Regions from separate parts of the Homo sapiens genome. Here region 1 is linked to region 2. Evidence: chromatin contacts called from ENCODE Hi-C or POLR2A ChIA-PET data. All regions are on one chromosome and are shown on one strand. The core of a region is the stretch at or near the end of the contact, and the rest is flanking DNA. Distances in the headings are between cores, read along the strand shown.

Evidence for each region. Hi-C counts contacts between places; a loop is a spot of excess contacts on that map. ChIA-PET counts read pairs that join two places held with the same protein, here RNA polymerase II (POLR2A). Pooled maps may share reads with other maps.
Region 1: a loop to region 2 is called in a pooled map, with 6 times the contacts of the local background. The contact joins the promoter of SHFL here to the promoter of KRI1 in region 2. A Hi-C loop is called at or near these places in 2 of 37 single-sample maps with no recorded cell type and 6 of 50 pooled maps. POLR2A ChIA-PET finds 5 or more read pairs at or near these places in 3 of 52 experiments (K562, activated CD4-positive, alpha-beta T cell and naive thymus-derived CD8-positive, alpha-beta T cell).

What each region holds. Positions count from the first base shown.
Region 1 is chr19:10,084,367-10,087,915 of GRCh38, forward strand. SHFL (shiftless antiviral inhibitor of ribosomal frameshifting) reads left to right here and starts at 1,951. Exons shown (of 8, transcript NM_018381.4): 1 at 1,951-2,082; 2 at 2,563-2,686; 3 at 2,885-2,934. The coding sequence starts at 2,062. RefSeq lists silencers at 1,650-1,869, 1,940-2,219.
Region 2 is chr19:10,563,428-10,567,311 of GRCh38, forward strand. It overlaps KRI1 (KRI1 homolog), which reads right to left and starts at 2,583. Exons shown (of 19, transcript NM_023008.5): 1 at 2,479-2,583; 2 at 2,290-2,363; 3 at 1,502-1,607. The coding sequence starts at 2,572. It overlaps CDKN2D (cyclin dependent kinase inhibitor 2D), which reads right to left. Exons shown (of 2, transcript NM_001800.4): 2 at 3,033-3,884. The coding sequence ends at 3,631. RefSeq lists enhancers at 1,688-2,255, 2,004-2,053, 2,256-2,823, 3,772-3,884 and a silencer at 2,324-2,853.

The DNA.
Region 1 (3,549 bases), core at 701-3,200, 480 kb before region 2:
ACTGGCAACTATGACAGGCGATCCACTCCAAACCTCGCCACTTCCCTCAGGATAAAATCCCAGGTCTTCTGTGCAGTTTCCAGCCCCCATCCTGCCTAGGATTCCACCATTCAGCCACAAGGAATCATGAACTGCTTGTAGTTTGCAAATACAGTAGTCTCCAGAGTGGAGTACATACACCCTATAAACAAAGCTTTGGGGTTCAACTGGAAAAACTTTAGAATATCTAGATTTGGGGGGTTTTATTGTTTGTTTTTTAGTCTTTTAAAAATAACTTTTTCCTTTTCTTTTTTCTTTTTTTAAAGACAAGGTCTTGCTATGTTGCCCAGGCTGGTTTTGAACTCCTGACCTCCAGTGATTCTCCCACCTTGACCTCCCAAAGTGCTAGCATTACAGGTGTGAACCATCATGCCCAGCTCCATTTATCTATCAATATTTTATATAACAGTTAACAGAATATATTGATATAATTGTATTTGTATATAATTTATAAATAATATCCATCTTTGAGGCCAGGAGTTTGAGACCAGCCTGGGCAACATAGTGAGACCCCGTCTCTACAAAAAAAATAGAAAATTAACCAGGCATAGTGGCATATGCCAGTAGTCCCAGCTACTTAGCAGGCTGAGGCAGGAGGATCGTTTGAGCCCAGGAGTTAGAGGCTGCAGTGAGCCACCATCAAACCACTGCACTCCAGCCTGGGCAACAGAGCAAGATCTTGTCTCAAAAAATAAATAAATGAATAAATATCCATCTGGGGGTGTAACTTTAACACTTTTACCTATAGGGGTGTGCAATGGAGAAAAAAATTTGGAGTCGTTGAACACAATGCTATTTTGCTCCTCAGAGAGTATCCGGCAGTCTCTGGAGACGTTTTTGGTAGTCACAACAGGGAGAGTAGGGAACCACTGGCATCTAGTGGGTGGAGGCCAGGGATGGTGTTAAATGTCCCCCAATACACAGGACAGTCCCCCACACAAAGAACTAGGCCGCCCAAAGTGTCAAGAGTGCTGGGCTTGAGAAGCCATTGCCCAAAAACCCCAGACTTAGTCTTGCTTTGGGGGCTCTGCACGGCTGCCTCATCTCCCCACTCTATTCCTCCCCTAGCTAAGACCTCCAATTTCAGTGACTCTACAAAGCATCCCCTCCTCCAATGAAGTTGCCATCTCTGTGTCCCCAGGCTGGGCCAGAGCCCCACCACCTAAGGGCTCCCTGATGTGCCCTGTACTGGGTTAGAATTGTCCGTCCCACGGGGTTCTTAACCATTGCAGATTCCCTGGATCCCTGAGACAGCCGGATTCTACCGGGCTACTAGAGACCAAGAATCTGTATTTTTCTCAAGCACCGCTCCCCCCAACCACACACACACTGCCTGCCCCTATCAAGGGCACACAGCAGGTGGCCCAGTGACTAGTTGAACGCCTACTGCAAGCCAGGCGCTATTACGCGATCCACTCGGGAATCTTGGCACATACTCCACTCCATGGTGTAGACACCAGGATTCTCCCCATTTCACAGAGGGGTAAACTGAGGTTGAGAGAGGTGACCGTAGCTAGGACAGAGACTCAGGGCAGGAAAAGGGCCCAGGTCCTCATGAGCGCCAGATTCCCGGGGAAGGAGGGAGAACAGAGAGGAGGGTGATGAACTGGGGGAGCGCGCGCTGGGTGGGGGGGCGCGGGGCCTCGCCGCGGCCTTCTGATGCGGCCCCGCCCCCACGAGGGACGTGAAGACGCGGACCCCGCGCAGCGTGGGGACATGTGACCGACTGCAGAGGCCGCGCCGCCTCCCCCGTCCGAGGTCTGCGCGCTCCGCCGCAGGGTGCAGACCCGGGGCGCCCGCCTGGGTTTGGGGCGCAAGAGCAGAGGCGGAGCCAGGGCGGAGCCAGCGCGCCGGGTCCCCCCTGAATCGAAAGCGAAACAGGGGCCGGGGAGGAAGGGCGGAGCCGGCCCCGAGGCACCGCCCCCTGCCCTGCGCGGCTGCTGGACCGACGGGCGCACCCAGGTAGGGGGGCGGCTGAGCCGCGCAGTGCGGACCCTCGCGGGGAACTGCGCCGCCGCCACCATGTCTCAGGAAGGTGTGGAGGTAAGCGATGGCTACGGCTGGGCCGGGGTCAGCCGCGACAGACCCCGAGGAGCGGCCGGGAGGCGCGGAGGGGGCTTCGCAGTTCCTGGGGACCCCCATCCTAGAACCCCAGATCCTTACCCCTGCCTGGCGCTCGCCCCCCTTGAAAAGGAAAGTGACTCCCACGTTTCCCCAGAGCGAAATGAGGCCTCCCCGAGGAAAAGCGGGGGCTGCAGGGTCAAAGGTCAGAGGCCAGAGATAACCTGGCCGCCCCCCCACACCTTAGGCTGGGACGCTCGCCCCAGTCCGCGCCTTCCCCCAACGCCCTGTGGGGACTTTGGCTTTTTCCAGGAAATGCCGTAAAGGGATGAAAGGCGGGGGGGGGGCGGCGGAGGCCAAAACCAAGGGTCAAGTTCGGGCCGGGAGAACGGTGCCTAGAGATGGGGGAGGGATGATCCCGTTTCCCCTTCCCCCACCGGAACCCCCCTGTCTCCATCCCAGCTGGAGAAGAGCGTCCGGCGCCTCCGGGAGAAGTTTCATGGGAAGGTATCCTCCAAGAAGGCGGGGGCTCTGATGAGGAAATTCGGCAGCGACCACACGGGAGTGGGGCGCTCCATCGTGTACGGTGAGGCTGCAGGGGTCCCGGGCCTGGTGCGGGGACCGCGCGTGGGAGCGCCGAGGGGGCGTGGTCTAGGGAGAGGCGTTGAGATCACCTCCCCCGGAGGTCCCAGCCTTGGGGAGGCTCTGCGTCGCGGCTCTGGGTGGCCTGGAACTCCCACAGACCCTTCAAGGGCCCTTCCCTTATATGCACTCTCCCCCGCAGGGGTAAAGCAAAAAGATGGCCAAGAACTAAGTAACGATCTGGATGCCCAGGTAACCTATCCCCTCCCCTCGCAAAGGACCGGGTCACGGGAGGGAGAGCAAGAGGGGGGACCCGACCCGTTCATGGTGACTGACCCCCCTCTGAAACAGGAGGGACCAGGCATTGTCGGTCCATAACTCATCACCCAATCTCACTTTTTCACCTCTCCATCATTTGTCCGGCCAGGGAGCCTGCAAACAGTAGGCGCTCATTATGTGCTGATTGTATTCAATGGGGGAGAGAGCCATGAAACTAAGCAATGAAAGGAGCCAGGATTATTGCCATCATAGCGGGGGCGCAGAGGTCAGAGAAGGCTTACTGGAGGAGGAGGTACCAAGTCTTAAAGGATGGGGAGGAGTGAGCCCTGGGAGGGGAAAGGGAAAGAAAGGCAGGGGTCTTGGGGTGGGGGAGGGAATGGCATAAGCAAAGGCTGGGAGGTGGGGAAGGGTTGTTAGTGGCAGTCTCTAGAAAGGCTAGGATGAGCAGAGGATTGGGGAGGAGAGAGAGGCAGGGGAATGGAACCCTTGTGTTGAATGAATGAATGAATGAATGAATGAATGAATGAATGAATGGCTTTGAAGCACAGGTGCATCATGGCTACTTTGCTTCTTTGACAGCTTTGGTGA
Region 2 (3,884 bases), core at 1,333-3,832:
CTCCGCCTCCCAGGTTCAAGCGATTCCCCTGCCTCAGCCTCCTGAGTAGCTGGGATTACGGGTGTGCACCACCACGCCCAGCTAATTTTTGTTATTTTTAGTAGAGATGGGGTTTCACCATGTTGGCCAGGCTGGTCTCGAACTCCTGACCTCAAGTGATCCTCCCGCCTCAACCTCCCAAAGTGCTAGGATTACAGGCATGAGCCACCATGCCCAGCCTGATTAATTATTATAATTAATTTTTTTGAGAGTTGGAGTCTTACTCTTGCTCAGGCTGGAGTGCAGTGTCAACATCCTAGCCCACAGCTCACTGCAGCCTTGAACTCATGGGCTTAAGCAATCCTCCCACTTCAGCCTCCCAAATACCTGGGACTATAAGCGCACACCAGCATGCTCAGCTGAGTTCTGAATCTTTTGTAGAGATGGGGTCTTGCCGCCAGGCACAGTGGCTCACGCCTGTAATCCTAGCACTTTGGGAGGCCAAGGCGGATGGATTACCTGAGGTCAGGAGTTCGAGACCAGCCTGGCTAACATGGTGAAACCCCATCTCTACTAAAAATAACAAAAAAATAGCTGGGCGTGGTGGCACGCACCTGTAATCCCAGCTACTCCGGAGGCTGAGGCAGGAGAATCGGTTGAACCGGGGAGGCGGAGGTTGCAGTGAGCCCAGATCATGCCATTGCACTCCAGCTTGGGCAACAAGAGCAAAACTCCGTCTCAAAAAAAAAAAAAGAAAAAAGAAAGAAAGGCTGGCTGGGCGCAGTGGCTCACGCCTGTAATCCCAGCACTTTGGGAGGCCAGGGTGGGCGGATCACCTGAAGTTGGGAGTTCGAGACCAGCCTGGCCAACATGGAGAAACCCTGTCTCTACTAAAAATCCCAAATTAGCTGGGCGTGGTGGCGCGTGCCTGTAATTCCAGCTACTCAGGAGGCTGAGGCAGGAGAATCGCTTGAACCTGGGAGACGGAGGTTGCAGTGAGCTGAGATCGTCCCATTGCAACCCAGCCTGGGCAACAAGAGTGAAACTCCATTTCAAAAAAAAAAAAAGAGAAATGGGGTCTTGCTATGTTGGCCAAACTGGTCTCAAACTCCTGGCCTCAATTGACCCTCCCACCTCAGCCTCCCAAAGTGCTGGGATTAGATGCTTGAACCACCTGCCCAGCCTGGTGGAGTTGGAATCATTCAGTCAGCAATTCCCACCTTGAATAGTGCCAAGGACACAGTCATTAACTCCACCACCAGGTAATAACCTAGGCTCTGCTAAGGACTTGTGACTTGTGAAGCAATTCATTCAATAGTCAAAACAGATGAACTGTGTAAACTGGGTAAATCCCAATCTATCCTTAAAACAGCCCTGAGGGGAGATGCTACCGTTAGATATACTTTACAGACAGGAAAAGAGGCTCAGAGAAGTCAAGTCACTTCTCTGAATCCACAGTCAGGAAAGGACCCCGGATTCTGCTCCAGAGGAAGGAGAGGTTTAGACAGGAGTGGCCCCGGACCTGTTCTGTTATAGAAGGTGGCATCTTTCTGATAAATGCGGGGGTCCTTCTTCTTCAACAAGGAGAGCGTTTTGTAAAAGTCCCGCTCCTGCTGGGGATCAAATTCCTAGGGCAGGAAAAGGGTTGGGGATAGATTTCAGAAGGGAGATAATAAGAGCCCTGGCGCCAGCAGGTGAGCTCAGCGTAGGGATTAGGATGGAGGGGGGTGGATCTGGCTGGGGAGGTCAAACAGGTGGTCAAACAGCAGGAGGGAGAGGGGCCCTCTTGGGGTGGGCAGGGGCAGGCCACAGGTAGGTACAGGATATGGGTAGAGGAAGGTGAGGGGCAAGGAGAAGGTAATTCCTGGGGAAGACAAAGACTTGACAAGGGGCAGGTGGGCTGAGGGCACAAGAGAGACAGCGGGGAGGGGCTGGGCCAGGCCGCACAGTGGGGCCAGGATCAGGGCTGATGTGAGAAGTTGGGCGCCCCACGTGGCGCAAGGAGTACACTAAAAAATGGCTAGACTCTTGAGGATGAAAGAGGAAAGGGGGGGTTCTTGGGGGACAGAGTCGCCCCACACATCAGAGTGGGCAGGTGGGGATCGTGGCAGGGGAGAGAAAATAACGGGGATTTGGCTCCCCTGGGGAGAGGGGGGGCACTGTCTGTCCCTCATGGGATGGGGAGCGGAGGATGGGACGCTCCCGCAGGGCGCTCTGGGGTTGGGGGTTCCCCCCCGTCTACATCGGGGTCGGGGTGCAGAGGGGGGCTTGGACGCCTCCGCACGTCCAGGACGGGGCGGGGACGCGCACCACGCGCTCGTCGCTTGAGTCCGACTCGGAGCTGGAGTCGCTGCTGCTGTCTCGGTCCCCGTAGCGATCCTTCACTGCGGGACACAGACGGGATGCCCCCCCCCAGGTCAGCCGGCGGGGCCACTCGACTCCCCACTTCCCAACCGGCCGGCGCGCGCAGGCTCCCGCGCGCATGCGCCCCGCACTCACGCCGCTGCAGTTCCTCGCGCTCCCGGTAGCGGTTGTACCGCGCGGCAAACGCCGCGTTCACCCGCAGCTGCGACGACCCGCGCGGTTCCGGCATGGCGGTTCTGTGGCCCATTGCGCACGCGCATTGAGGAAGCCCTGGACGGGGCGGGGCCGCCCTCAGTCCCGCCCGCATCCACTTGTAAACGAGGCGTACCGCTGCTAACCCCGCCCCTGGCTTTTCCGGGATCCCTTTCGCCTCATCACCGCAGTCACCGCCCACGGCTACGCCCCTGCGGGGAAGGCCGCGGCCACCGCCCACCCGCCCCACCCCCTGTGCTCCGGGCACCCAGCTGACATCTGGGGGCCCTTTCTCCACTCGCGGTTTCCTGCTTCCCTTCCGTTCCGACAGCGAAAACCGCTGCCCCACCCAGCTCACTCACCCTGGCGCCCTGGGAATTACTATTCTCTCCCCTCACCCACCACATCCACGATCCGCGACCCCCGTCCTCATCCCCATCAACATCCGGGATGTGTAACTCTCCATCCCAGACTCAAAAATCAGAAGCCACCCGTGCTGTGATCATGCACAAGTCTTAATTTAATGGGTAAAAACATTAAATTATTACAACATTTTTTCCAATAAAGCATAATAAATAGAATCCATTTCTTTTAAAACGCTGTACAAGAGACTGGAAAACAAGCTTCCAACAGAATATGAATAACTCATAACTCATTCTACCTTCTTATTGATTTGGGACGCTCCCCCCACCCCCCATGCCTGAAGCAACGTGCACACTTCAGGTCTCTGAGCACAGCCGGCCAAGGCCACCAGCTTCTAGGCTCCCTGGAGGTCATGACTTCACTCTTAAATGCTCTGCCCTTGGGTCTCGTCTGAGGCCCCAGCAGCCTGAGGCGCAGAAGAAACTGAACCGTTTAGGTGGCTGTGGCCTGCAGGAGCCCTTCTCTGTCCAACACACCAAAAGGAGTGAGAAAAACAAATGAGAAACGTCCCCCAAACACTCACACCCCCAAAACCAACACCTATAAGCCACAAACTGTGCTCCTCCCCTACTGCAGCAGTGGGCAGGAGAAACAAGAAGAGAAAGTGTTTCTTCCCCTCTCTTCTGATACATAACCCCACGGGGTTCTCTTGCTGGAGAGGGTGACCCCAGATCACAGCGGGGCCACCATGTGGCCCTGCAGGATGTCCACGAGGTCCTGAGCCCCTCTCTGCAGTGCCAGCTCCAAGGGTGTGAGACCCCTGGCGTCCCTGCGATGGAGATCAGATTCAGCTGCCAGAAAGCTGACCACAGCAGTGTGACCCTCTTGAACTGCCAGATGGATTGGAAGTGCCCCGGTGCCATCAGGCACGTTGACATCAGCCCCGTGCTCCACTAGGACCTTCAGGGTGTCCAGGAATCCAGTGC